2 separate regions of the Homo sapiens genome follow, and region 1 is linked to region 2. A link is a loop called in an ENCODE intact Hi-C map of the cell type or tissue named here. Cell type or tissue: breast epithelium. All regions are shown on one strand. Each heading gives the region's core, and the rest is flanking DNA. Links, peaks and the distances in the headings are about the cores only.

Region 1 (14,683 bases), core at 1,653-5,652, 320 kb after region 2:
CTCGCACCTTATTCTGCCCCTCTGACTTTCTAGCTTTGGTGGGAGCCAGAACTACGAACTTGGGCCCTCTTCTCCTCCTCAGCCTCCCAACCCAGGCAGCCCCTGTCTTCAGGGTACAGGCCTCCTTAGGAGGGTCCTCATAAAGGCTACTAGGCAATGCTAATCTGGATTGCCTCTGCTCTTGTTCCAAACTCTGGTCTGTGCTAAAGGGCCTCCTGCCATCACTCTGGCCAGTGGAGTGGTGAGAAATCATGTCCCCTGACCCCGTCTGGCTTTGAATAGTGGAAGTAAGAACAAAGCTCAGCATTGGTCCCGTCCCTGCCCTGGAAGAGCTAAGAGGATGGCATTCAGCTGATGTTACTATCTCCTGCCTGAAAGGCAGCTGGAGGTTGAAGCCAAAACATTGAAGCCGGTCCTACCCTGCCTGTGCCTTCCTGTCTAGGGGCTGAGGGATAAGCCATGGCTCAATCCTAGCCCTGGGTTCTTGTCTTCAGATTGCCCTCCACAAATGGCAAAGACTTGTCTATCTTCACATACACCAGAGATCAAGGGGCTGCTCTGGTGGGGAGCCTGAAAACAGCCAATGATGTAGGGTCAGCACAGACCCTGCCCACTGCTGGACATGGTCCAGCCCCCTTCCCATGTCCAGCTCTCAAAGCCTGATTCAGCCTCCACAATCCTGAGACTTGTGTCAGGCAGGAAGGGGACTGATAACTCCAGGGACCAGCTACAGCGTCCACACACACGTGCCAGCAAGCATGCCTGGGTGCACAAAGAATGCAGACACACGTGCCCCTGGGCACCACTGCATACACTGTGCTGTTGCATCTCCCTCGGCAAAAGAGAGCATACACAACACGTACACGTGTGCACACACACCCTGCCACGTGCTCTCACCCACATGCACAGAGCGTGCTTAGGACCAAGAAGAGGTGGAGTACTGCCAGCAGCAGGCAGGGCGCTAAGGAGCCACCCCTTCCCCTGCCTAAAAATCCCCATTCCAGCTTCTCATTGACCCCCATGCCTGGATAGCCATGACCCTCAGGAAAGACAGAAAACATGTATGTGGCATGTGTGGGGTCAGCAAGCTACAGCTTGGCTACACCATAAAACTCAGAGACCCATTGTTTCAAGAATAGTGGGCAGATGGCAGGAAGGACTCAGTGCCAGGCCATTCATTCATTCTGCAGACATCAGCCGAGCATACTGAGATGAGAAACGGGTTCTGCCTTGCAGATACCCAGCCTGCCAGGAGATTCCTACCCAGTGGTGGGGTGGGTCCCATAACCCGAGACCACTCAGAGCCCAGGGACCCCAGAAGTGGCACCAGCCTGGCCTAGAGGAGGTAACACCAAGCCAGGGAGGAAGGTGAAGGGCTCAGTACCCCCTCTGGAGGAAAATTTTGAGGAACCTTGTTTGAGGCGGTCATTTCCTAAGCTAGCCTTCAGTCTGAGCCCCAGCCCCAGCTTCTGGACTTGGACAGTCCCTCCTGTCATCAGCCATGGGTGGCCAGGGCAGCCTCAAGATGGCTGAGGGTTTGGGGATGACCCCAACTCCCTCTCCCACAGCAGGGTCAGGAGGCTCACTGGGAGGAGTGAGGTGGGATAAAACCCAGCTCCAGACACTGAGAGGCCTGAGTCTGGTCTTCAGATACTGGCCTTAGGATGGTCCTCAGGGCTTGTGAGGGGTGTGGGTCAGGCTTTGGGTCCGTGAGCCTCACTGACAAGGGACAGAGAAATGGCCAAGGACTTCCTTTAAAGCTTCCTCCTGGTGGTTCTGAGCCTCCTCCCTCTGATTAGCACCCAGGCCAGGTGGGATACCTTGGTGCCACAGTTCTCCTGTGTCCCCATATCCCAGGCCAGGCCACTAGAGTGATACAACTCATGAAGTGTTTGACAGTGATTAGACTGAAAAGAAAGCAGAGGCCACACCATGTCACAGGTGACTTTTATAGTTTGGGAAATTTGGTGCCACACAGGAAGGGGCTGACTGTGCTGCCACCCTTGCTGGTACTTATGTTTGGGAAAGACTCTGGCCTTGCAGGAGTTGGGGATGGGGTGGGATAGGAGACTTTGCTACTACAGTCTAGGGCCCTCACTGTTTTCACACTGACTACCTGCAAACACACACCTCTGTGTGTTTACTGCTCCTAGCTAGGGGATGCGTAGCTAGGGGATGCTAGGGGATGCCACACTGACTACCTGCAAACACACACCTCTGTGTGTTTACTGCTCCTAGCTAGGGGAGCCTGCCCTAGCCCGACTGCCCATCTGGTTTTTCTAAGTTGGTCCTGCCTTTTGGGTCGGGTTCGGGGAGCTGGGCAAAGCCCCGTTCCCTAGAGACTAATGACTGGCAAGCGATCCTATGCAGCTCCAGGACTCAGGCTTTCCCCCAACTCTCCACTCACCACCCCTTACATTGGGCATAGGAGGCCTCCTCCGGCCCCAGGCTGAGGGCCTAAGGGAGCCATTGAGAACCTTGGCCAGGGCTAAGCAGGCCAGTGCTCACCAGCACCGCTGCCATCCCGCGCGCTCCTGCTCTCCAGTGGGATTCTGCCCTTAAGGCTCCGCCAGGGTCGGGGCGGGGCCGGTTGGGAGGCCCCGCCCCCAGCCCGCCCCCGGCCCGGGGTGCGAATCCGGTGCCGGCAAGCGGCTGGCGATGCTGGAGGTTCGCTAGCCGAAGCGGCTGCATCTGGCGCCGCGTCTGCCCCGCGTGCTCGGAGCGGATTCTGCCCGCCGTCCCCGGAGCCCTCGGCGCCCCGCTGAGCCCGCGATCACTTCCTCCCTGTGACCAACCGGCGCTGCAGGTGCGGGGCGGGCCGGGCTGGGGGCGCTTCCCGAACGCAGGTTGTGGGGCCTTGGGGGATTGTTTCCCTGGCTCGAGGTGCGGGATGCAGAGTGCGCGGGGGCGCAGCGAGGGCTCGAGGTCCTGGCGGGGTCAGAGCGCGCGGGCTTTGCAGATTTGGGGGAGGGAGTGCGGGGTCGGGCTAAAGTTCCCCATTACCTCGGACGGCTTGGGGGTTCTGGGGGGAAGCTTCTGCGGCTCGGAATTGTGAAAAGATTAACCCTCGAAGATTCGTGGTCCCCCGTGAGGATAGGGGCCGAGAGCTGAGCCGTCCCTCCCCGTTCCCAGAGCCGCCTCCAGCCCCTCCCAACTGTCCCCGGGCCCCTTCCCTCCCGCTTAGCAGTCACTAATTTCCATGACAACGGAGAGTTCTTTATGGGCGACAACCCGGAGGGGGCTGGGCGGGGCTGCCGCGGGGTGGGGGAGGAAGCTCCAAGCCCCTGGGGACCAGCAGCCCCCCAGCCAAAATTCAGCTTCCAAGCCTTCACCTGGGTGCCAGCTGGGGGTCCAGTGCATGGACCCACGTGCACGGTGGGGGTGGGGGCGCACATGTTCCTGCTGGGAGGTGCGGGGCTTGGTGCTCACACGTGTGCTTTCCGCATGTGTGTTGCTGTGCCAGCGGGGGCGAGCCAGCAGCACTTGGGAAAGGGGTCAGGGTGGCAGCACGGTGGGGAGCAGGGCCCCTGGCTGGAGGTGGCTGGGATAGTGACAGCATGAGCTTCTGCCTTCCCCAGCTTGTACTGTTTGGCAGAGACCCTGGGCTCTTGAGCCCCAGCCCCCTCCCCGCATAGCTCTGCCAAATTGCTTTTGTCCGCACCTCCCAGGCAGATCCTGCTCCACCAGGTTCCTTCCTAAGGATCAGGGCCCTCTGTCCCACACTAAAAGCTCAGAGTCTGCAGTAGTCCAGTCCCTGTGCTGTACTCCCCTTACCCCCAAGTCCAGGCTTTGAGCCCCCAGGACTACCTTTAGAGACCTGGTGCCCTCCCCCACCCTCAGAGTTGATTCCTGGCAGCTCCAGCGACTTCTGAGCCTCAGTTTCCTCAACTGGGGAACTGGTGTCTCCACTCAGAGTCAGGTTGGTTTCCAGGGTGGGGCAAGGGTCTCCCTTTTCTAATATTTGGTGTGGACCCTTCAGGTGCTCTCCTAGGCTGGCTGTTCACATATCTCTGATGGCCCTACTCTCCAGCCCCATGCCCTGGCCACCATTCACAGGCAGGCAAGCAGTCCTCTGCCCTGGGAGAAGGCCAGATTCCATGGTTTCCATTAGGGGAAACTGAGGCATGGGGAGGTGAAGGGCTGTGTGGTTATCCTGTTTCTGGGTTGCTTGTGGTGCCGTTTCTGGCACTCATGGCAGGATCTGCTGTTGGGGGTTGGTGAGAGGGGATTAAGCAGAGCTGTAAGAGGGGCTCTGGGGACCCAAAGCCTGGAAAGGATAGCAGATGGGGGAGGGGTTGGCTGGGAGGGTCTAAGTACAGCTGGGCCAACTGAGAAGAGGGACTATAAAGGGAAGCAGCCAGGCATCCGAGCCTCATTTCCATACCCCTATGCGTCTGCCTTCAACATGTTGGACCTGCTTTACCTAAGCTGCCGTGATGGCAGAGAGACGGGCTGGGAACTGTCCTGACTGGGGGGCTGCAGCAGCTGGCCTCTTCCCCACCAACATGCTCCAAGGAGCTGGCCTCCTTTTGGCTGTGCCTCCTACACCAAGTTCAGTGTATGTTTGGGGGATACAGGAGGGTGCAGTCTCGAAGGTCCCAGTACCATGGATAGCTCCTGGCCCAGGGATTTAGAGCACATCGCCATGGAGGCCTTAGGGCTCTGCTGGGCACCCATCCGCCCCCTTCAGAACTCCCGTCCACCTCCCCTTTCCTGCCCTTTGTGCCTGTGTCCCTTTTACTTTGTCATCTCCTTGCTCCTCTTCCATCACAGGTTCTGTCTTTGTCTGTGTCTCTGCCCCATTCTCTTTTTTCTAAATTCTCTCCATCTCCCCACCTCCCCTTTCTTGATGGGGACCTGGGTCACAGAACCTTGAAGAAGCAGCCAGGCTAAGGTCTCAGGAAATTCTTGAAGAAGGGACCTGACCAACACATCTCCCCTCCCCCTCCCCTTGTTTTAAAACTTCCATCACCATAGCAACCCTTTACTCTAGTGCCTTCCTCTGCATTTCCCCTCCTCCACCCACAGGGAAGCAGAGCCTCCAGTGGATTCTCCTTCAGGGGTTCAGAGATTTGGACCCCAAGTGCTTGGGAGGAGACAGCTGGCCTTTGGCTTTGCCTGCATGTTGACAGCTAAACTTTCGGGATGTAGCACTGGACTGCATGCCCACCCCCAAAACTGGAGAGACCTCCCCACAATACTCCCTCATTAGATGGGCAAAATTCAGCTGTAGGAACTTCTACCATGATTTAGCTCGAGCCGGAGGCTCAGTCAGGGCAGCCCCTTGACCGGTCCCCTGAAGCAATTGGATGGTGGTCTAGAAGCTTGGCCCTTGTTCTTAACAGACCTTGAGGGAGGTCTTCAGCTCCCCTGGTCCTGTGGGTGACACCTCAGCTGTGAGTTAAGCAGGGCTTGGGCTTCAGCATGTTCATTGCAGCAGGAAACCCAGCCCCAGCCCTTGAGAGAGTAGAGCAGCAGAGAGGAGGGGGTGCCTGCAGGCTGGTGTTCACAGCTGCCACTAAATTAGGAGGTGTTGCCTACAGTTGTTGGGAGGCAGCTGGAGGCCTCTTGGGCCCCTCCTGGCCTCCCTAGATTTACTGCAAGCTCTGGAGCCCCACGTGGCAGGGGACCAAGGTAGCAGGAAACTCTGTTTATGTCTATGAAAGGTAGGGCCTGAACCAGGATGATCTCAGCGGAGGAGGGGACAGGACCCCAATGTGGGGCCTCCGGACCTCTTGGCCTTTGTCCCGTTTGGGCTTTCCCTGGGCCAGACTTACCTAAAGATGCAGCAGAGTCCCTGGGGGACCATTTATCACCAGGGCACCAACAGAGGACCCCTCAGGATTGCTGGAGGCTCAATTCCCTGAGTCCAGTGGTCAGGCCCTGGGAGCAGGCCATAACTGGGGAGTGCTTGGCTCTCAGGCTCCATGAGAGCCAGCTGGAGGGCAATGGCCGCACCAGGGCCTGCACTCCCCACAAGCTCCCTCTGGGCAGCCGGTAGTGCATACTGTTCAGTTCCTCTGCAGAGAGTGGAGGGAGCCATGTCTCCAGGGAAATGGCTGTTGTGGAGCTCCCATGCCCTTCCATGGCCTAAGTGTACCTGAGGAAGAGCTCAGATCCTGTGTTGCTGAGAGGAGAGCTCTCCATTGTTGGGTGTTGGGTCTGGGCCATGGGGGTGAAAAATACAAACCCCTTCCACTTGGCCTCCTCTCTTTCTGAGAGCTGTCCCTTGGCTGTTCCTCCCAGGTCTCCTTTGTTGCAAGCAGGTGCCCAGGGCTTGGTGCACACACCCGAAACCTCCCAGGGAGCAACAGTGGATAGCAGATGGTGGAGTGGGTGTGGGCAGAGGGAACCAAGGTGCTAATTGAAAGCCAGGCCCCTCTTTCTCCTCTCTTTGCCCTGGGGCCAAGTCCAGGGCCCCAAGCCAGTATACTTAGACTGGTGAGGAGGAGGAGGAGGAGGAGTGACTGGCTGAAATTTGGGCAGCCATAGTAGGGGGCAGGGGAGACAGATCTGTTCCCATCTCAGCCTTGAGGCTTCAGGACATGGCTCCAGGCTGACATTACGGGGTGGAGGCCCAGTTTTCTGTGCCTTTCATGGGACAGACCCCCATGACCAGCCCTGGACCTCAGTGGGCACGAATGCATATGCAGAGCCGAAAGCTGGGGCCAGGATCAAGGACAGGCATGCACAAAACCTCCCACCCACGCCACACTGGCAAAGCTGGGAGCTGTTGGAGTGGGGTGGGGGGTGGGGCATGGAGGTTGTGGAAGGTATCTCAGAAAAGGGCCATTTTGAGTCTGGCCTTCGAGCATCAGGATTGTTTTGGACAATGTGTTGCACAAACCACCTTATAATGTCAGAAATCACAATGAAAGAAGAGATTCAGTTCTGCTCTCAGCACCTCGCTCATGTGGCAGCTGCTCCACAGGAAAGCCAAGGTGGGCAGAGCTCTTGCCAGTGCCCACACTTCCTACCATTGAGTGGACACAGTTGAGCTGGCGAGTCACCTGTTGTTGGACATTTAGGTAGTTGCTGAATTTTTTTTAATGTTATAAATAACTCTGCCGTGACAAATAGGAATCTGACGGGAGGCTTTTGGGGGAAGGGCACTCTTGCCAGAGGGAATGGTGTAAGCAAAGCAACAGAGCCAGGGCACAGGTCCCTCCCAGCCTTCTTGGGAGACTGCAGGCTAAGGTACCATCCTCCTGCCCAGTACACGGCCCTCAGACTGAGATGACTGTTGCAGGCCCCCTCCTGCAGCTGTTATGGTGTGAAAATGTGTAGCCGGCAATGGTAACTGGCTATGCCTCTGCTCTCAGCTGTGAGGATGGGATTCTGGCCACATGCTTCTCCCCAGTGGAGGAGTGCAGGGTTGTGCCCATGGTGGCAGACATGCAGTCAGTGACGATCTTCAAAGCCTCTCCTTTGTCTCTGCTGTGCCTCGCAAGATGGCTTAAACCCTGTCTGGAATAATGCTGATGAAATGCATTTGTATTCCCTGAGCCCAAGCAACCCAGATGAAGGAATGATAGAGTTTGTTCCCTAATGCTGAAGGCAAATCTGAGGGAGAATTTCCAGGGCTGTGACTCCTGGGAATCACAGCCTGGTGGCTGGCTTCTGCCTGGGAGGAAGCAAGTAGCAGCCAGGGTTGGCTATGGGGCTCGTTTGGGTCCTGGTCTTTGACTTTGGCTGGCAGAGTTCATCTTGCCAAGCTGCCTCCTTTGCCTCCTCCCTTCTCCACTACCTTGAGGCTGTGAGTGCCTTCAGGTCGGGGAGCATCTAGGTACCCCCAGGCCCTAGCTCAGGCCCTGCACACAGCAAGTGCTAATTGGCATGGAGGGAAAACATGCACAGTCAGCAGAGGCAGAGCAATTTCAGCGCAGCCTCAGTGCAGAGCTTGCTGTAGCCCCAGTGTCACACTGACCGGGTATTATGGAGGCACACCCTGGCGTCAGATCTGTGAAGGTCTAGTCAGTAACCCCCCACCCCCAGCTTTGAGCATGGGCTATGAGTGCCTTTTCCTTTGGACACTGGAGTCAGCCCCCCTAGCACTACAGATGAGGATTGGGCTGTAATTGGCAGGATTGCAGACCTGTGGGACACCGTGCCCCAGGTGGAAAGAGTGCCTAGCGCTCACTGAGCCAGCTATATCTGTTCTGTTTGGGGGCCTTGCACCTGGACCTGACAGCCCAGGTCCCCTGTGGGCCCCAGTGGGCATGAATGCATATGCAGAGCCGAAAGCTGGGACCAGGATCAGGCTTGTTTTGCTCTTCCTGACCAGTACACCTGCATACCTCCTGGCAAATCTTTTCCTACTGAGTCCTAATGCTGCCTCCAAAGCTTTACCTTGCCTCTCCACCCAGATTATCCCTCTGAGGAATCCCCCAAGCACTGTGCCTGAGTGCAGTATTTACTAAATTCATCGAAGTCATTATAGTAAAATAGTAAAAATTCGCACAGAAAATTAGTAAACAAAAGATATGTCTGCCTTTTTGACATCCAATTCTTTGCCCAGGAGAGAACTCTTATTTCCTTCAGTATTCTTCCAGAAAAGAGTTTGTGAGGGTACATCAGTATGTAAACTTTAAAAAATTTACCCAAGCCAGGTATGGTGGCTCATGCCTGTAATCCCAGCACTTTGGGAAGCTGAGGTGGGAGGATCACTTGAGCCCAGGAGTTCAAGAACAGCCTGGGCAACGTAATGAAATCCTGTATCTACAAAAAAATTTTTAAAAATTAGCCAGTTGTGGTGGTGTGCACCTATGGTCCAGTCCTAGCTACTCAGGAGGCTGAGGTGGGAGGATCGCTTGAGCCCAGGAGGTTGAGGCTGGAATGAGCTGTGATCATTCCACTGCATTCCAGCCTGGGTGCCACTGCATTCCAGCCTGGGTGACAGAACAGCTGGGCATGGTGCGGGTGCCTGTAATCCCAGCTGCGGTGGGAGGATCGTTTGAGTTCAGGAGCTCTGGGCTGCAGTGCGCTATGCCAGTTGGGTGTCTACACTAAGTTTGGCATTAGTATGGTGACTTCCTGGGAGCTAGAGCTCATCAGGTTGCCTAAAGGAGGGGTGAAGCAACCAAGGTCAGAGACGAAGCAGGTCAAAACTCCTGTGCTGATCAGTAGTGGGCTTGTGCCCATGAATAGCCACTGCACTCCAGCCTGGGCAACATAGTGAGACTTGTCTCTAAAAAAAGAAAGAAAGAAAGAAAAGAAAAGAAAAGAAATAGGTCTTCCAGAATCCCCCCATGTGTCCTGAATCAATCATAACCCCTCCTTTTCTCTTAGAAGGGACCATTATCTGACTCTGCTTATTTCCTAGCTTTTCTTTATAGCTCTACTGCTGTGTTTGTATCCCCCTTACGGGTTTGTTCTGCCTGTTTGAACTCTATCAATAGACTCATACTATATGTATTCTTTTGTGTCTTTTTGCACTTAACACTGTGTAAGAGTCACCAGGTGGTTGGGTATAGCTGTAGCTCCTTTGTTTCCATTGCTATATAATATTCCATTGTGTGACTCTACCACAATACATCCTGTTGGTGGTGGTATTTGGTCTGTTTTCAATTTTTGGCGATTATGTATATGGCTACTATGAGCATTGTATGACTGTCCTGATGCACGAATATGTGCACTTCTGTAGGCACGTATTTAGGAGTGCAATTGCTGGTTCATAGGGTATGTTTGTTTGACTTTAGTGGTTTTACCAAACTGCTTTACAAAGGGGAGTTTGCCCTCTCCTAGCAGTGCTCACGTTCTTCATATATCCACTAACACTTGTTAGCTCTAGACCTTCAGAGATGACTAGCAGGTGGGTGGGTGGTTATAGCCCCCTTCATCTGTAAAATAGCTGAAATTTAAATAAACTGTTTGATAAGCCTTTTTTTTGAATGTATAGAATACAAAACTATTCCCTTATATATCAGCTTAATACATTTTTTCATATGTAGGCTGTTGCACTTCAGGCAGCCAAGCTGAGTAGCTGGATGTCTAGCCAGAAAAGCAGGGGTAGGATCTAAGCCTGCCTATCCTCTAGCCCCTCCTGGTATGGTCTCTGCCCCTAGCTTGGCCTGAGCCAGGTTGGGGTCTCCCAAAAGCAGCCCCTATGTTGTGGGGAAGTGGAGAGTAGTACAGCTAAGCCAGACCCCATTGTGCCCGCAGGTTAGAGCCTGGCAATGCCGTTTGGGTGTGTGACTCTGGGCGACAAGAAGAACTATAACCAGCCATCGGAGGTGACTGACAGATATGATTTGGGACAGGTCATCAAGACGTGAGTGCCGGGCCTGTCAGGCAAGGCTGGGTGGGCTGGTGAGCAGGGGCTAGGGAAGTGGCAGTGGAGTGCAGCTGATGCTAAGGCCAGGCCTGAGTGGGTGCCTGTCGGCTGCAGTGAGGAGTTTTGTGAAATCTTCCGGGCCAAGGACAAGACGACAGGCAAGCTGCACACCTGCAAGAAGTTCCAGAAGCGGGACGGCCGCAAGGTGCGGAAAGCTGCCAAGAACGAGATAGGCATCCTCAAGATGTGAGTTTGAGGCCTGGGATTGGGGCGGGGTGGGAGGCAGCAGGGAAGGGCTTAGAGGGCAAGTGGCCTCAGGCAGTCCCAGCCTCTGGCCAATTAGTCTGCTGTGGCCACTGTGGTGACCACAGCCTCTCCCAGGGGTTCATCCAGCCCTAACTACTGGCTCCCCTCCCTGTCGCCAGGGTGAAGCATCCCAACATCCTACAGCTGGTGGATGTGTTTGTGACCCGCAAGGAGTACTTTATCTTCCTGGAGCTGTGAGTGTGGGTCTGGGGACCCAAGATTCCCCAGCGCCCAGGGCTTTCACCTGTCCCACCCTCTGCAGCTAAGGAAACCCCCTTTCTGGACCCTTGGCGTCCCAGGTCCCTGTGCCTTGCTCAGCCAGCTGCCTGGCGTAGGCAGCTCACCCAAGTGCTCCTGCCCTACCCCTGATTCTGCCCACGCCAGGCTCAGGGGCTGGTGTCCCTCAGGGCCACGGGGAGGGAGGTGTTTGACTGGATCCTGGACCAGGGCTACTACTCGGAGCGAGACACAAGCAACGTGGTACGGCAAGTCCTGGAGGCCGTGGCCTATTTGCACTCACTCAAGATCGTGCACAGGAATCTCAAGGTGAGGGCAGAGCCAGAGTCAAAGGGCCAGTTGGCAGCTGGGCTGGTGCTGGGGTGGGCAGCACCTCAGGGCCTTGGTCTAGCCTCCAAGGTCCTCATGGTGTCTTCTGCTCACCCACATGCTATTCTCACACCACAGCTGGAGAACCTGGTTTACTACAACCGGCTGAAGAACTCGAAGATTGTCATCAGTGACTTCCATCTGGCTAAGCTAGAAAATGGCCTCATCAAGGAGCCCTGTGGGACCCCCGAGTATCTGGGCAAGCAGGGGGTGGGGCAGGGGCAGGGGGATAATGGGGGGCAGCCTTCAGGGAGCTGCTCTGGGCAGGGGGAAAATGTGCTCATCTCAGGAAGCTGGTGTGGATGGTACTGGACCTGGCTAGGCCTGATACTGACCAGCAGATGGGCGCTGTGTTTGTAGCCCCAGAGGTGGTAGGCCGGCAGCGGTATGGACGCCCTGTGGACTGCTGGGCCATTGGAGTCATCATGTACATCCTGTGAGTGGACAGATGGACAAGCAGGCTTGCAGTCAGATGGGGTGGGGGCATGTGTCTGTGGCCTTTCTGTGTGACCCTTCCCCCATGCAGGCTTTCAGGCAATCCACCTTTCTATGAGGAGGTGGAAGAAGATGATTATGAGAACCATGATAAGAATCTCTTCCGCAAGATCCTGGCTGGTGACTATGAGTTTGACTCTCCATATTGGGATGATATTTCGCAGGCAGGTGAGGAGGTGCCTGCCCAGCACTTGGTAGAACGCAAGGGAGTGGGGAGGGTGTCCTGCTCTCATCTTCCTCTGTGGTATTCTGCTTCTGTCCCCCAGCCCATTTATCACCTCTAGACATTGAGATGGGGTGCCCATGACTATCCCCTTCTTGGTTTTGTCCACAGCCAAAGACCTGGTCACAAGGCTGATGGAGGTGGAGCAAGACCAGCGGATCACTGCAGAAGAGGCCATCTCCCATGAGTGGTGAGCAGGGTCCAGGGGAGGGTGGGAGAGGCCAGGGTCCCCCTCACACCCAGCAGCCCCATCTTTGAGGCCTGGAAGGGGTGCAGGTACCTAGAGCTCAGGGCAGCCCAGAGGCTCTGCCTGGTAGTCCCTGGATGCCACATAGAAGGGCTGAGCAGAGTCTCCACAAAGGCTCATTCTCTCAGATCCAGACACACTTGCACCCTTTCCAGGATTTCTGGCAATGCTGCTTCTGATAAGAACATCAAGGATGGTGTCTGTGCCCAGATTGAAAAGAACTTTGCCAGGGCCAAGTGGAAGGTAAGGCTTGGATAACTCCCTTCTTGGCTCTATCCCAAGTATTGCTTCTGGCACTCAGTTTCTTGCCTGCATCACACCCCTGCAGCCACACACAAGCTTTTCTCAGGCCATCAGGTGTGGGTGTAGCCACTGTGATTACCTTAAGTAGGAGTGCTGAGCAGCTGAGTACTTGGCCCTGGGGTGGATGGAGGTGGCCGGGGGTACTATGGAAGGAGTTTGGTTTGGTCACTGCCAAGCAATGGATCCAGCAAGCCTCACCCTTAGCCTTTCTCCACTGTGCTCCTTTCAGAAGGCTGTCCGAGTGACCACCCTCATGAAACGGCTCCGGGCACCAGAGCAGTCCAGCACGGCTGCAGCCCAGTCGGCCTCAGCCACAGACACTGCCACCCCCGGGGCTGCAGGTGGGGCCACAGCTGCAGCTGCGAGTGGAGCTACCTCAGCCCCTGAGGGTGATGCTGCTCGTGCTGCAAAGAGTGATAATGTGGCCCCCGCAGACCGTAGTGCCACCCCAGCCACAGATGGAAGTGCCACCCCAGCCACTGATGGCAGTGTCACCCCAGCCACCGATGGAAGCATCACTCCAGCCACTGATGGGAGTGTCACCCCAGCCACTGACAGGAGCGCTACTCCAGCCACTGATGGGAGAGCCACACCAGCCACAGAAGAGAGCACTGTGCCCACCACCCAAAGCAGTGCCATGCTGGCCACCAAGGCAGCTGCCACCCCTGAGCCGGCTATGGCCCAGCCGGACAGCACAGCCCCAGAGGGCGCCACAGGCCAGGCTCCACCCTCTAGTAAAGGGGAAGAGGCTGCTGGTTATGCCCAGGAGTCTCAAAGGGAGGAGGCCAGCTGAGTAGGCAGCCTGGTGAGGGGGGGCAGGGGATGGGCAGGAGGGTGGGAGAGTGGATGAGGGGCTTCTCACTGTACATAGAGTCACTGGCATGATGCCCTCGCTCCCCCATGCCCCCACATCCCAGTGGGGCATAACTAGGGGTCACGGGAGAGCAGTCTCGTCTCCTGTGTGTATGTGTGTGAGTGGTGGGCAGGCCAGTGGCAGGGCCGGCCCCAGCCCCTGCATGGATTCCTTGTGGCTTTTCTGTCTTTTGCTAGCTTCACCAGTTTCTGTTCCTTGTGGGATGCTGCTCTAGGGATACTCAGGGGGCTCCTGCTCTCCTTCCCCTTCCCTTCTTGCCTCACCATTCCCCTAGGCAGGCCCTGCAGGTCCCACACTCTCCCAGGCCCTAAACTTGGGCGGCCTTGCCCTGAGAGCTGGTCCTCCAGCGAGGCCCTGTCAGCGGTCTTAGGCTCCTGCACATGAAGGTGTGTGCCTGTGGTGTGTGGGCTGCTCTAGGAGCAGATACAGGCTGGTATAGAGGATGCAGAAAGGTAGGGCAGTATGTTTAAGTCCAGACTTGGCACATGGCTAGGGATACTGCTCACTAGCTGTGGAGGTCCTCAGGAGTGGAGAGAATGAGTAGGAGGGCAGAAGCTTCCATTTTTGTCCTTCCTAAGACCCTGTTATTTGTGTTATTTCCTGCCTTTCCGAGTCCTGCAGTGGGCTGCCCTGTACCCTGAACCTCATGAGCCTCTAAGGGAAAGGAGGAACAATTAGGACGTGGCAATGAGACCTGGCAGGGCAGAGTACAAGCCCAGCACCCAGTGTCCCAGCCTTACTGGGTCCTTACCCTGGGCCAAACAGGGAGGGCTGATACCTCCTTGCTCTTCCTAGATGCCCACCTCCTACAATCTCAGCCCACAAGTCCTCTCCACCCTAGGGGGCTTGCTGCATGGCAATAACTCATAATCTGATTTGGAGGTTTGCCCTTTACAGGGGCAGATTTTCTGCTCAGTTCAACAATGAAATGAAGAGGAACTCCCTCTTTCTACAGCTCACTTCTATCAGAGGCCCAGGTGCCTCAGAGCCACATTGAGTTGCTTTTTCTGGGATGAGGAAGTAGGGTTAAACTCCCCAGTTTCCTGAGGGAGGCTCCTGACAGGTGCCCTTTGTCAGACCCTACCACAGCCTGGATAGGCAGCCACATTGGTCCTCGCCCTTGCTCGGCACTCCGTGGTGGTCCTGCCCTTCTCCCTGCATGCCTGTGGGTCTGCTCTGGTGTGTGAAGGTCGGTGGGTTAACTGTGTGCCTACTGAACCTGGCAAATAAACATCACCCTGCAAAGCCTCTGGCCACCCTCTCGCCTTTGCTTCCTCTGTCCTACTGGGGAGGAGCCCCTGGAAGGCAGTGGGGAAGGGAGAGGCTGGGAGCAGGTTCACAAGTAGTGGCTGGGAG
Region 2 (14,683 bases), core at 3,522-7,521:
AGTGGGACTGGCTTGGTCCCTCACCCACCTCCAGCTGGTTGACCAGACCCTGGGGAGCTTGGGTGGAGCCCCTCTTGAAGCTGCTTTTTCCCCTTGAGAGGTCAGGCAGTGACCTTGAGGCAGGCCTGGATCAGCCCCATCTCTCCTCAGTGCCCATGGTCCAGTGGACGCGGCTTTATCTACTCCCACTGGGCCTCAGTACCCGCCAGCCCCTCTGGCTGCTTTGTAGGTCTATCAGCCACAGCCCTCTGGCACCTGAGGGCCATTCGTTGTGGATCTGGGTGGTCCTAGAGGCTCCCCACTCCCAGGAGGACTATGGCCATCCCCTTCCCAAAGTAGCAGCCCAATAACGGGCTCCCAGTGAGGCTCCTGGCTTCTGAGCATTGCCTAGCAGGCGTATCAAACCAAAGGCTGCATGAAGCTTGCGGGAACCCAGCCACGGAAAAGTCGGCATCACACACCCGTGCAAGAGTGTGGTTGGCACGCACTTCTGGGGAGGGTGGGTCACCTGAGGCAGAGCCGTCTGGAGAGGGGCTTTGTGGGATGTCCAGCCCTGGGGGACTAGGACACCACCTGTCAGGCCTGGCCTTGCTTGGCCAGGGCTCCCACCCTGTGCCCTACTCTGTCACAGGCTCATACTGCTTCCCAGGGAATCCTTGCTTCACAGAAGGGCTGCCTGCCTGCCTCCAGACCAATGACCTGGTGGCAGTGGCCCCACCTGGGCCCACACCCCTACCCAGAAGCAGCAGCTTCACGGTTCGAGCATCCTTCTCAGCGTCCTCTTTCAGCTTCTTTTCCAGCTCCCTGGAGTGCTTCTCCTCAGCACTGGCCCCAGCCCCCATGGTCCCAGCAGCAGGCGAAGGGACAGAGTGAGCAGGTGGTTCTTCTGGATGGAGGGGATCCCCAGAACCTGGCCTCCCAGGCACCCTTCTGGCCCCAGGAGGACCTGCAATCAACTGGCTCTCTACGGACCTGTGCAATCCCTGGTGGGGCTGCTTAGTGGGATTTGGGGGCTAGGGGTGTCCAAGAGCCAATCAGAGACAAGGACAGGTGAATCCAGCTCAGCCCCCCCAACCCTTCTAATCGGGCTGGCATAGCCCCAATCCCTCAACCGCTGACTCTGCACTCCGGCTGTCCTTCTGTCCCCGCAACCCTCCAGGAGAGGCCCTGGCACTGCCTGGGAGTGGGGAGACATGTTCAGTAGGGTCAGGGCTGAGAAAGGGGAAGGCAGAACCTTGAGCCCTGGGGGTGAGGACAATGGAGGTGGGGCTGGCAGTGAGAGGGCATAATTGGGAGAAACATGCCTGCTGCCTGCCCGGCACCAGGCTCAGCACCACTCCTTATCTTGTTGTAAGCTCACACTGGCCCTGGAGTATGGATGCCCATATCATCAGCCTCATTTTACTGATGAGGAAGTAAAGGCTGAAAGGGTCACACAGTAGGAAGTGGTTAAGAAGGGCTGGTGACTCTGGACTGGGATTTTATGACCTGCAGGGAATCCAGAGAGAGGGAAACAGTGGGCATTGCATTCATCCCATATCACAGGCTGGAGCTGCCCCAAGGAGGTCCTCTGCTTCCAGCGGACTGTGGTGGGCATGCATATCTGCTCTGTGTGCCTCGGTGTATGTGTCTTTTTTTTTTTTTTTTCTGAGATGGAGTCTCGCTCTGTTGCTCAGGCTGGAGTGCAGTGGCGCAATCTCAGCTCACTGCAAGCTCCACCTCCCAGGTTCACGCCATTCTCCTGCCTCAGCCTCCTGAGTAGCTGGGACAACAGGTGCCCGCCACTACGTCGGGCTACTTTTTTTGTATTTTAGTAAAGACAGGGTTTCACCGTGTTAGCCAGGATGGTCTCAGTCTCCTGACCTCGTGATCTGCCCGCCTCGGCCTCCCAAAGTGCTGGGATTACAGGCATGAGCCACCGTGCCTGGCCTTTTTTTTTTTTTTTTTTTTTTTTTTTTGAGACAGAGTTTCACTCTGTTGCCAGGCTTGAGTGCTGTGACACGATCTTGGCTCACTGCAACCTTCAACTCCCTGGTTTAAGCTTCTCCCACCTCAGCCTCCCAAGTAGCTGGGATTACGGGCATGTGCCACCATACCCAGCTAATTTTTTGTGTATTTTTAGTAGAGACGGGGTTTCACCATGTTGGTCAGGATGGTCTCGATCTCCTGACCTTGTGATCCACCCACCTCGGCCTCCCAAAGTGCTGGGATTCAGGTGTGAGCCACCTCGCCCGGCCATGGGTGTGTCTTTTGCTGGCACCAAGCGAGCAATAACTTGACACATTTGTGCATGAATACCTGTGTGTACATGTGTGCCTGCATGTTTATGCCTTTGTGAGTGCATGTGCTCTTATAGGAATCACGTGCCTGTGCGCATGCTTATGTATGTGTGCACATGTATACACATGTGTATGCATGTGTGAATATGCTTTGTGTATTCTCTTCATGCACACATAGGCTTGTGTGTTTTGCAGTTTGTGTAGGTTTGCATGTGTGCACTTGCTTATACGCAGGGGTGTAAACATGCCTGTTTGTACCTGAGCATATGTGTGCCTGTGCATGTCCATCTCTGCCTGTGTATGACTGTGTGTGTGCATGCATGCTTGCAGGCGCCTGTGCCTATATGTACACTTGAATTTGGGTGCAACAAAGTCTCTAATCTGCAGAAGTGGCCAGGCTCTTCCAGAGAATGTTTTGCAGGCCTGTTGCCAGGTGGAGAAATTGCATCCCAGAGCAGGTGTAGTGTTCCCTGGGGTATGGAGGAATGGGGCTCACCTATCCTGCTCCTGCTCTGTCTGCTGTGGGTGCTCTGAGGCCTGCCTAAGATTATCTCCAGGGCCTGCCTGCCTCAGCTTAGGGGGTCTGGTGCTCTGTTCAGGTGCAGGGCTCACTGCCGGGCAGAAATTGTTCAGGTTGAGCTCCCAGGTTCTAGAGACTTCCCACCCTCAACTTCCATAGGAAAACCCAAATCTTGGGCTCTCAAAGGCTCCTCCAGGCACCCTGAGCCTCCTGGCTGGACTCTTCCCTGGAACCTGGCTGCCTTTCAGCACTCAACTCTGCCACAGACTCAAGAGACCACAAGGGGGTGCCGGGGCACCAGACACTGAGCACTAACGGCTGTCTCTAAATAGTATGCGTGGGAAGTGAATGCTGGCTCCTACCACAGGCTGGCAGCTTCTACACCCACCCTGTTGGATGATGGGGATCTGTCCAGGAGTGAGGCCGTTGCATTTCTGCCACTTTCAGCCTTCAGGCTCCACCCACCCTCCCTGACCCTGAGGAGTGAGTGGGCCCTGAGGGGTCTCTACAGCCCTTCGCACTACCCAAGTGTTTGGGGTGGTGCAGCAGCCCAGGTTTGTCAAACTAAATGTGGTTTCTACATGTTGGGTTTCTTTAAATGGAGCCAATCTACTCCCTTCCCAGCCCCCCACCTGGCTCCCCAGGCCCACCACGTGTGGCTCTAAATCCCCTGACCAAGGAGAGAAGCCAAAGTCTAGTCCCAGAGCCAGTGTTTATTAGCAAGATGGAACCCAAAGGCGGCTGTGGCCTGGGCAGCAGAAGGCCACCAGGAGCCCCCACCCATCTACCCAACTGCCCCCCAGAGCTAATTACATCCACACCCATCCCCTGAAGTGGTGGACATAAGGGAGCCCTGGGGAGCCTCTACCGGCCCCAGGCCTCTACCACGGACCCCCTCCCCTCAGAGCTGGGGCCTCCCGTCAGCTCTGCCTGGGCCTGGCCCCTCTGCTATGCTCCCAGCCTCTGAGTCAAAGTGGCACAGGGAAAGCTAAGGAGGTAGAGTGGGGTGGCCCTGCCCTGGCCAGGCGGGGAGGGGAGAAGGGGCTGAAGAGGCTGTCCCACCCAGGCAGGATGCCTCTTCTCCTATCCCCAATAAATAGAGAATAAATACCCAGGAAGGGGCTGGTCGTGGCTGAGTGCCCCCAACCCAGGCAGGGGCTGGCATCCTGTGATGGCCCCTTCTTCCCTTCTCTGTGTGCTCTTGAGGCCACCCCAGTCTCCAAAGTGGTCCTCGCATCCATGTCTATGCCACAGCACAGGCTGACAACACACATCAGAAAAGGTGGACAGTCCGTGCCCCATCCGAGTAGGGCTTGCTCCCTCCCTTTGTCCTGTAGATCTTGGCGGAGGCTGTCCAGCAGGTAGACTTCCAGCTGAGTCTGGGGACTGTGTGGTCCTGGCCTGGCCCCACCAACTGGCTGGGCCTGGTTAGGCAGGCTCTGTTTTCTGCCGTCTCTGACCAGCATGGGTCTAAGTTTTGGAGGATGCTGCCACTGAGGCAGGCTATATTCAACCCACCAATAAATACTGTCTTTGCAGGGGCAGGGTGTGTATAGAATATAGATATTTTATATATATATATATATATATATATCTTTTATATTAAAAGGGACAAGGGCTAGGCTGGCCCATGGCAGGCACAGGCAGCTGGCCTCATGTGTCCGGAGGGTGGTGCCGGCGGTTCCGGGGCTTTTTCTGGTCCTGGGGCTCAGGAGACCGGGGTGCCCCTGGAGCCTCCCTGGGGCTGGGGGGCACATGGCGCCAGTAACCCTGGCAGTACTGGTGGATGAGGCCCACTTCTGGCTGGGCCAGCAGCTGGGCTAACTCCTGGTAAGGAGGCGTTGGGGGGCCTGCGCCTGGGGGTGGCGGGGCGCTCATGGACAGTGGTGGGAAGAGGGCAGCATGGACGGCGTCCCGGCCCAGTACATGCAGCTGCACTCGTGTGACGACGTGCTTAAAGTTGTTCTCAGTGGCTGTGCAGGAGTAGAGGCCACGATCGCTGAGCTGCAGTGCACGGAGCAACAAGCCCTGCTCTGTGCGCAGGAAGCGGTCCTCTGCACGAATCTGCAGGGGCAAGGAGAGGGGGTTCAGAGGCTCTGTGACCACCCTATGGCCCTAGCCAGCAACCAGATCAGACCACCTTTGTGGCCATTCCGTGTAGAGGCACCCATGTGGGATTTCCATATGCCAGAAAAACCACATGAAGTTTCTACATAATGAGAGATATTTGAATAAGGCATCTGTACAGATTTCCATTTCAGGAGTGATGACCATAAGGAGGTTCTGTACAATGAGGAAAATTTGAAGCACACACAGAATTCCTTTTTTTTTTTTTTTTTTTTTTTTGAGACAAGGTCTGGCTCTGTCGCCTAGGCTAGAATGCAGTTGAATGATCTCGGTTTACTGCAACCTCTGCCTCCCAGGCTCAAGCCATCCTCCCACCTTAGCCTCCCAAGTAGCTGGGACCACATGCATGACTATGCCCAGCTAATTTTTGTATTTTTGGTAGAGAGAGGGTTTCACCATGTTGCCCAGGCTGGTCTCGAACCCCTGACCTCAAGCAATTTGCCTGTCTTGGCTTCCCAAAGTGTTGGGGTTACAGGTGTGAGCCACCACGTCCAGCCAGAATTTCCATTTAACGAGAATATCCAATTGGGATAACCACATAGAATTTCCACATAAACAGGGACACCTGTAGGGCATTTTCATAAAATGAGGGCCCCATAGAATTTCCACATACTGGAGCTCACTCACATGATGTTTTTGTAGAAGGTACACCCCCAATGTGGTATGCATATGGAATTTTCATGTGAACAGGCATACCCAGAAACACTTTCCATAGAATGAGGCCAATCCCAGGGAGTTTCCATGTAACTGTTTTCACTCAAAGGATTTGCATGTAGGGAAGGGAGCTTGGAAGGGGTTTCACAGCATGAGAGTTGCTCCAGATCACTCCTCTACTACATTTCACCACTGTGCAAGGACTCACATCCACGGTGCAGCACCGGGCGCAGGAACTCACCTCTCGGCGCCGGTCACCAGGATCTCGCTGGAACAGCCACTTAACAGTGGCTTGGGGCGAGCGGGGCTGGCACTCAAGGAAGGCTGCGCTGCCGGCCACGCCATACTGCACAGACTCCACGGCATTCTTGTTGGCTTTAGAGTGAGAGGGGTTGAGCAAAAGCAGCATCACCTCCGGGCAGCCTGCTGACTGCTTCGGGGCAGGCACCGAGGGGCACCCACTCACCAATGTAGTGCTCTGTGTTGATGGGGCAACTAGGGACATCCCATCTCCATTAGCCCCCACCCTCCATTAGCCATCAGAGCACCCTTACAGTGGGGGCCCTGTGAGCAGCTTCGTGGGCTGCGTGGACTTCTGCAGTGTGAGCAGCACCCCACAGTGAGGCCCAGCATACTCACCATTGGAGTTGAACCCACGGCACTGCCTGATGGGGTTTCCGTGCCGGACGTCCTGCCGGCGGCTCCGCCTGGATGAGGATAGCCCCTGAAGGAGTGCTCCCAGGAAGCTTGCCCCCCCAGGTCCCTGTATCTCCCTGACTCCAGGGCAGGGCCCTTTTTCCCCAGGGCAGTGATGTCTTACCCATAAGACTCCCCTAGGGTAATATCACATGCACCCCGGGTAATATCACATGCACCCCCAATCCCCTAGGATAGGGCCCTGGGACTGGTTGCTAAAATTCTAGGTGTCTAGGGGTCCACACCTCTTGGAGGATGCTGTATAGCGGGAGCAGGCCTGGCCATCCCAGGCACAGTAAGGGTCCCGGGCAAGGCAGCAGTCAGCACAGGCAGCCCCATACGCCTGGCAGCGGTGCAGGCTCAGGTGTGTGACACCCACGGCTGACGCCACGTAGAGTTGTTGCTGGGGCAAAGGGTAGGGCCTTGTCAGTTCCTGTCCCATAGCCAGCCCCACCAACAGCCAGCTAGGCTGGGCTCCTCTCCCCTGTTCCATGCCTCAGTTTACCCATCCCTGTGCCAAGGGCATGACCCTGAGGGGATGCAGGCCCTGTCCCCAACCTTGGCTCACCTCGCCAAAGGCTTACCCTCTTAGAAGAGATGGTCATGGTCTTGACGGGTGCTGGATCCTAGAAAAAGATAAAGATCAGCTTGGGATGCCAGGGACCCCCTCCCTGCCCTGACCTAGAGGTCTCAGGTCAGAGGCTGGGACTGGGGGGAGGGTAAAGGTGGGGAGGTCAGGACTGGGTGGTGTCACACCCACCTTGAAGACCTCCACCTCCTCCAGCATGAGCTCCTCCAACTCCTGGTCATCCTTGGGCAGCACAATGACCTTCTGCACTGTCCCGCGGTCTGGAACGGGCCGGGCAGGGCCTCAGTGGGGCTGGGGATGCTGGGGAAGGGGTACCAGCCTCAGCCCCTTCCCCCACCAGGGCCCAAACCCCCCTAGGGCATTGGAGCTGGAGCTTTGTGCCAAGGTGGAAGAGTTTCCCCAGGTCAAAGGGGACTGGCCCAGGACATAGGGGGTCATGGCCATGGTCTGCCCCCACCAACCCAGACCCTGATTTTGGGCCCTGCTGAGAACAGGACACTGGGGCATGCATTCTCCTGTGTTTGGGCTGCTGGAACTGTAGGGGGTGCACTGTGGCATGTGTGTGCACACACGAGCATGTGTATGGCCTCTGTATCCTGGAGGTGCCTACCATCTGTCTCCACCCCTTTCCTGCCATACATACATAAGTCCCCAGATGCCCAGTGTCCCTGTTCTCCTGGGCCCCTGGGGATGGAAGTGGGAATGGGGTTTTCTCACCCCTAGCCTCTGTTATCCCATCAATAGGGAGAAGGCACCAAAGGATGAGGATGAAGAAGTGACTCTGATGAGCTTGCAGCAAGCCCTAGCAGGGCAAGCCCCAGCCCCAAGGATCTGCACCCCGCACCCGGTGGGCCCAGCGTGGGAGAGGCCGGGAGCAGCAGTGGGTACCTGTGCCCAGGAAAAGCACCTCATAGCGCCCGTCGGCTGCATCCACCTGGTCCACGGCAATAGTGGTAAGGCGGTAGGGAGCACCTGTGCGGACTACCAGGGGCCGCCGCTGCAGAGGGTACACGGCCTGGTACATGAGTGGGTGGCTGCGCATGAAGTTGATCACCTCATCAGGATAATCCTTGGTGGACTTCATAGATGGCGTGAAGGTTCCACCAGGGCACTGTGGACAGGTGGCGAGTGTCAGTCCCAGGCTGCCTGGGCAGGGCAGGCTGGAGCCATTAGCTTCAGAAGAGGCCGCTGCACTGTCTGTCCCCACTACCTCAACCTGCTCCTCTCCCCAAACCCGCTCTCCAAGTTTCTGCCCTGCACCTGACCTCTACAGGTCCTGCTCTGGCCAAGGTCCCAGGTGGCCAAATGCCACAGCCACCTCCCTGGCCTCAGGTGCCATGACCTCGTGGCAGCATTTGGCCAAGCGGACCACTCCCTTCCATGTCCCCCTCCCCACCCCTGTCATCTCCTTCCTCTCTGGTTGTTCCTAGGGTCTCACCCGTCTCCCTCCTGCACAGCTGGACTGCAGGCCCCGACGTCCTTGTCACACACCAGGCTCACTCTCCTCCTTCCTGAAGCTGTCCCCTGAACCTGGGCTCAGCCTGCCCCCCGTCATGGCCAGCTTACCTCTGGCCCATCCTTCTGACTCCAGGTTACCTCTGGAGGGAAGCTTCCCCTGTCCCCCACTGAGACCAGCTTCTCCAGCCCAGTCCTGACTACATGGAGTCAGAACTGCATTGGACCAGATCCGCTGCTCTCCTGCTTAGGCTCCCACATCAGCCGGTGTCACATCAAGATAAAGTGACATGCCTCTGTGACCTCTGAGACCCTGCCTGAGGCCTGGCCCTGCCCCTCCCCAGCTCTTTGCCTCCTGTTCCTCAGCTGAGCCAACCTCCAGCCTGCCTCCAGCACCTGCAGGGAAGACGCTTCCCCCCAACCTTCAGCTCCCAAACAGCCCCACAGAGGACCCTCTGAGGAGCAGCCGACCACGCCCAACCCACCATCTTTGTCCCAGAATCCCATCTGGGCTCCTCCACAGCTTGACACTGTGTGTGAAGGCCCGTCTGTGTGTGCATTACAGCTCACCGCCTCCGCTGGCTGGGAGGGCCATGATGGTGGGGCCCATGTTGCAAAGAGCCTGACCCAGAGGCCTCTTAGAAGAAGAGAAAGGGGAGAGGCAGGATGAGTGGGGTCCTTACCGTGCCCGGCCGTGGGTAGGGCATCTTCCCTGAGAAGGGCATCCACTGGTAGTTGGGCCCCTCTTTGTGGGCAAAGGGCCCGTTGAAGACCATGCGAATATCAGCCATGGAGTAGACACACACGGCAGAGCCTCGGAACACGGAGCTGTGGGCATGGCAGGCGCTGCTGAGCAGGACAGACCCTCCACCTAGGGCCCCTCCCCAAACTGCCCCCTCCCCACAGCTCGCCACCGGGCTGGGGTTCTCCACGAGTTACAATCCCCCAACGGGGCCACTCCCTGCCACTGCTGGCCCTGACCCCAGCCTCACCCAGAGGAGGTAAAGACAGCGTAAATGACAGGGTTCCTCACGTCCTGGGTCTGCTGGACAAACACGTCCTCTGGGGACAGAGGGAGAAGGTGTTGGAGGGTGCCATGGGCGGGAGCCCCTGGGCCCCACCCACTCCTGCACAGGGGAGGGGGCCCACCAAAGGCACCCTGATCGCCCATCCCGCCTCTATCCCTCTTGCTGTAGCCAGAGCACCCTGCCTGCCTGCTGGGCACTCACGGAGCTCATCAAAGTGAGTCTCAATGCCATCCTCGCCCGGGACAGAGCAGACGAGCCGCGCCTTCAGGAATGTGCTCCACTTGTTGACCAGGCAACAGTGACCACCGTCATCGTTCTGGGGGGTGGGGCAAGAGGCCGGGTCAGATCAGCTCTTGACCCCAAGCCCTGGCTGGAGCAGGGCTGATGAAGCCAGAACTGGTGGAAGGGGCAGCCTGGTGGCTCTGCCAATGCATACCAGGCAAATGCGCCCGATGCGGGCGTACACCGCGGGGCTCTGCGGCGCCTCTGCCGACCGCTCACGGAAGAAGAAGTAAAGCTTATCATCATTGCGCTCCGCACTGTCAGGAATGAGCTCAGCATGGATGAACGACGGGTCTGCAGGTGGCAGGGGTCAGCTGGGTGAGCCCCTACTCTGATGGTGCCCCTGATGTTCTCCAACAGAATCCCCAGCCAGGTGCAAGAACACCCCCAACTCCTCTCCAGATAAGAAACTACCCCTGCCCCAGGTAGTCATAGGCTAAACATGTCCCCACTTCCCCCACATGTGCTTCTTTACGACCTCCTTGCCGCATCCCAGACACATGGCCACGGAAGGGCTCCTGGGGCTGCGCTTACCGTTCAGCCACCGGGAGTTGTACTGATCCGTGCGCATGGCTGTCTGCTTTCCAAGTGTGCGGAAGATGGCTGCATCAGTGCCCATAAAATCGATGTACACACCAGCATAGAGCTCCTCATCTGTGGGTAGGCCAGTGGGTCAGTTGGGGGGCTGCTGTTTGCTAGGGCCAGGGCACAGCTCAGATGACTTCCAGGGCAGGGCCTTATCTCCCCGCTCAGGCTCCCTGGGGCATGATCCTATCTCCAGTGGAGTGCTGGTCAGTGTTTCACCACTGGCTCTGGGAGGGTTGGGATTAGTAACTATCAGCTCTGATTAGTAGCAATAGCCCATTTCTGTGGTGTGAATACTCCTGCCACAACTAATTTCAAGCTACCAACCTGAGGTCACTGAAAGCAAAATCAGGAAGAGCTGCCAACACCACTGTACAGTATTTCTACCCCACAGACACAACAAATGTAAATCACCTCAAGAGCATAGCTAATAGACCAGCTGCAGTGGCTCATGCCTATAATCCCAGCACTTTGGGAGGCCCAGGTGGGTGGATCATTTGAGGGCAGGAGCTGGAAGCCAGCCTGGCCAAGATGGTGAAACCCTACCTATACTAAAATACAGAAATTTTCTGGGCATGGTGGCAGGTGCCTGTAATCCCAGCTACACGGGAGGCTGAGGCAGGAGAATTGCTTGAACCAGGGAGGCGGAGGTTGCAGTGAGCGAGATCATGCCACTGCACTCCAGCCTGGGCAACAGAGCAAGGCTCCATCTTAAAAAAAAAAAAAGAGGCCGGGCATGGTGGCTTATGCCTCCTGTAATCCCAGCACTTTGGGAGGCCAAGGCTGGCAGATCATGAGGTCAAGAGATCGAGACCATCCTGGCCAATGTGGTGAAACCCTGTTTCTACTAAAAATACAAAAAAATTAGCTGAGCGTGGTGGTGCACGCATGTAGTCCCAGCTACTCAGGAGGCTGAGGCAGGAAGATCCCTTAAACCTGGGAGGCGGAAGTTGTAGTGAGCCGAGATCGCACCACTGCACTCCAGCCTGGTGACACAGTGAGACAACCGTCTCAAAAAGCAGGAACAAAAATAAAAAAAAAAAACACAAAAAAACAAAAAAAGAGCATAGCTAACAATAAAGTGTAGTGAAAGAATTAGGAAGCATATGCACACCTCAGTTTACTGGGCTTTGTGCACTGCAAATACTGCATTTTTTACAGAAGGAAGGTTTGTGGCAACCCTGTGTCAAGCAAGTCTGTTAGCACCATTTTTTCAACAGCATATGCTTACTTTGTGTCTCTGTGTCTGTGTCACAGTTTGGTAATTCTTCTTTTTTTTTTTTTTTGAGATGGAGTCTTGCTCTGTCACCCAGGCTAGAGTGCAGTGGCACCATCTCAGCTCACTACAACCTCCACCTCCCAGGCTCAAGCAACTCTCTTGCCTCAGCCTCCCAAGTAGCTGGGACTACAGGTGCCCACCACTACATCTGGCTAATTTTTGTATTTTTAGTAGAGACGGGGTTTCACCATGTTGGCCAGGCTGGTCTCGAACTCCTGACCTCAGGTGATCCACCTGCCTCGGCCTCCCAAAGGGCTGGGATTACAGGCATGAGCCACCGCGCCTTGCCTACATTTTGGTGATTCTTGCAATATTTCAAACTGTCTGTTATGGTGATCTGTGATCAGTGATCTTTGATGTTACTATTGCAATTATTTCGGGGCACCGTGAACCTCACCCATATAAAACAGTGAACTTAATCGATAAATGCTGTGTGTGTTCTGACTGCTCCACTTACTGGCCATTCTCCCATCTCTCTCCCTCTTCTTGGGCCTCTCCATTCTCTGGGACACAGCAATATTAAAATTAGATCAATTAATAATCCCACAATGGCCTCTAAGTGTTCAAGTGAAAGGAAGAGTCATATTATCTCTCACTTTAAGTCAAAAGCTAGAAATGGGCCAGGTGCAGTGGCTCATGCCTGTAATCCTAGCACTTTGGGAGGCTGAGGCAGGGGATCACTTGAGGTCAGGAGACCAGCCTGGCCAACATGGCATAACCCACTTCTACTAAAAATATAAAAATTAGCCAGAGGTGGTGGTGGGCGCCTATGATCCCAGCTACTTGGGAGGCTGCGGCAGGAAAATCACTTGAACCGGGGAGCAGGGAGTCGGGGGGTGGAGGTTGCAGTGAGCCAAGATCATGCCACTTCACTCTAGCCTGGGGGACAGAGTGTAACTCTGTCAAAAAATAAACAAACAAATAAAAAAAAACAAAAAAGCTAGAAATGATTAAGCTTAGTACGGAAAGCATGTTGAAAGCTGAGATAGGTCCCAAACTAGGCTGCTAGCACTAGTTAGCCAAGTTGTGAATGCAAAGGAAAAGTTCTTGAAGGAAATTAGAAGGGCTATTCCAGTAAACACACAAATGATAAGAAAGTGAAACAGCCTTATCACTGATATGGTGAAAGTTTTACTGGTTTACGTGGAAGATCAAACCAGCCACAACATTCCTTTAAGCCAAAGTCTAATCCAGAGCAAAGCCCTAACTGTCTTCAATTCTATGAAGGCTGAGAGAAGAGAGGAAGCTGGAGAAGAAAGGTTTGAAACCAGCGGAGGCTGGTTCATGAGGTTTAAGGAAAGCAGCCATCTCCAAAACATAAACATGCAAGGTGAAGTAGCAAGTGCTGATGGAGAAGCTGCAGCAAGTTTTCCAGAAGATTTAGATAAGATCATGGATGAAGGGAGCTACACTAAACACGATTTTCAATGCAGATAAAACAGCCTTCTGGCCAGGGCCAGTGGCTTACACCTCTTATCCCAGCATTTTGGGAGGCGGAGGTGGGAGGAACACTTTAGGTCAGGAGTTCAAGACCAGCCTGGTCAACATGGCGAGACGCTTTCTCTACTAATAATACAAAAATTAGCCGGGCATGGTGGCATGCGCCTGTAATCCCAGCTACTTGGGAGGCTGAGGCAGGAGAATCGCTTGAACCCAGGAGGCAGGGGTTGTGGTAAGCCAAGATGGTGCCACTGCACTCCAGCCTGGGAAATACGGCAAGACTCCATCTCAAAAAAAAAAAAAAAGAAAGAAAGAAACAGCCTTCTCGTGGAAGAACATGCCATCTAGGATTTTCACGGCTATCAAGGAGAAATCAATTCCTGGCTTCAAAGCTTCGAACGACAGTCAGACTCTCTTATTAGGGGCTAATGCAGCTGGTTACTTTAAGTTGAAGCCAGTGCTCATTTACCATTCCAAGAACCCTAGGGCCCTTAAGAATTATGTGAAATAGGGGTGGGCGTGGTGGCTCACGCCTGTAATCCCAGCACTTTGGGAGGCCAAGACAGGTGGATCACGAGGTCAGGAGATCGAGACCATCCTGGCTAACACGGTGAAACCCCGGTCTCTACTAAAAATTAGCTGGGTATGGTGGCGGGTGCCTGTAGTCCCAGCTACTCAGGAGGCTGAGGCAGGAGAGTGGCGTGAACCCGGGAGGCGGAACTTGCAGTGAGCTGAAATCACACCACTGCACTCCAGCCTGGGCGACAGAGCGAGACTCCATCTCAAAAAAAAAAAAAAAAAAAAGAAAAAGAATTTTGCAAAATCTACTCTGCCTGAGCTCTATAAATAACAACAAAGCCTGAATGACAGCACATCTGCTTACAGCATGGTTTACCGATTTTTTTTTTTTTTGAGCCAGAGTCTCGCTCAGTTGCCCAGGCTGGAGTGCAGTGGTGCGATCTCAGCTCACTGCAACTTCCACCTCCCAGGTTCAAGCTATTCTTCTGCCTTAGCCTCCCAAGTAGCTGGGATTACAGGTGCACACCACCACACCTGGCTAATTTTTGTATTTTTAGTAGAGACAGAGTTTCACCCATGTTGGCCAGCCTGGTCTCGAACTCCTGACCTCAAGTGATCCACCCGCCTCAGCCTCCCAAAGTCCTAGGATTACAGGCATGAGCCACTGTGCCTGGCCGGTTTTCTGAATATTTTAAACCCACTGCTCAGAAAAAAAGATTCCTTTCAAAATATTACTGCTTATTGGTCTTGGTCTCCATCAGAGCTCTGATGGAGGTGTGCAAGGAGACAAATGTTGTTTTCATGCCTGCTAACACAACATCCATTCTGCAGCCCATAGATCAATTTCAATTTTCAAGTCTTTTCTTTTTTTTTGAAATGGAGTCTCACTCTGTTGCCCAGGCTGGAGTGCAGTGGCACGATCTCAGCTCACTGCAACCTCCACCTCCCAGGTTCAAGTGATTCTCCTGCCTCAGCCTCCCTAGTAGCTGGGATTACAGGCACCTGCCACCACGCCTGGCTAATTTTTGTATTTTTAGTAGAGACAAGGTTTCACCATGTTGGCCAGGGTGGTCTCGAGCTCCTGATCTCAGGTGATCCGCCCGCCTCCGTCTCCCAAAGTGCTGGAATTATAGGTGTGAGCCACCGCACCCGGCTAGTTTTGAGTGTTTGTTACTTTTTATTGTTGTTACCTTTGTTTTAATGTTTAATCGTAAACTTATATAATTTAAA

What was found. A loop is a pair of places that touch in the nucleus more often than their neighbours do. Peaks named below come from ENCODE experiments on the same cell type or tissue, not always from the same donor. Only the 100,000 strongest peaks of a DNase experiment are listed, where the experiment ranks them.
Region 1: it touches region 2 in a loop (25-fold over the local background); 1 of 110 quality-filtered maps calls a loop at or near these places.

Annotation. Positions count from the first base shown.
Region 1 is chr3:49,857,881-49,872,563 of GRCh38, reverse strand. CAMKV (CaM kinase like vesicle associated) reads left to right here and starts at 2,658. Exons shown (of 11, transcript NM_024046.5): 1 at 2,658-2,806; 2 at 10,162-10,270; 3 at 10,388-10,519; 4 at 10,699-10,773; 5 at 10,987-11,125; 6 at 11,264-11,384; 7 at 11,546-11,621; 8 at 11,712-11,848; 9 at 12,015-12,093; 10 at 12,306-12,393; 11 at 12,683-14,575. The coding sequence starts at 10,176. The coding sequence ends at 13,246. It also overlaps the pseudogene RN7SL217P. RefSeq lists enhancers at 2,974-3,905, 3,906-4,838. In breast epithelium, for the core only: no CTCF peak of the experiment used is centred there; no DNase peak of the experiment used is centred there; H3K4me3 peaks cover 1,269 bases; H3K27me3 peaks cover 2,225 bases.
Region 2 is chr3:50,177,885-50,192,567 of GRCh38, reverse strand. It overlaps SEMA3F (semaphorin 3F), which reads right to left. Exons shown (of 19, transcript NM_004186.5): 8 at 10,165-10,284; 9 at 9,785-9,924; 10 at 9,550-9,664; 11 at 9,313-9,382; 12 at 9,004-9,148; 13 at 7,754-7,976; 14 at 7,037-7,125; 15 at 6,861-6,902; 16 at 6,522-6,679; 17 at 6,220-6,287; 18 at 5,822-5,955; 19 at 3,493-4,863. The coding sequence ends at 4,453. It overlaps GNAT1 (G protein subunit alpha transducin 1), which reads right to left and starts at 958. Exons shown (of 9, transcript NM_144499.3): 1 at 737-958. The coding sequence starts at 842. In breast epithelium, for the core only: no CTCF peak of the experiment used is centred there; no DNase peak of the experiment used is centred there.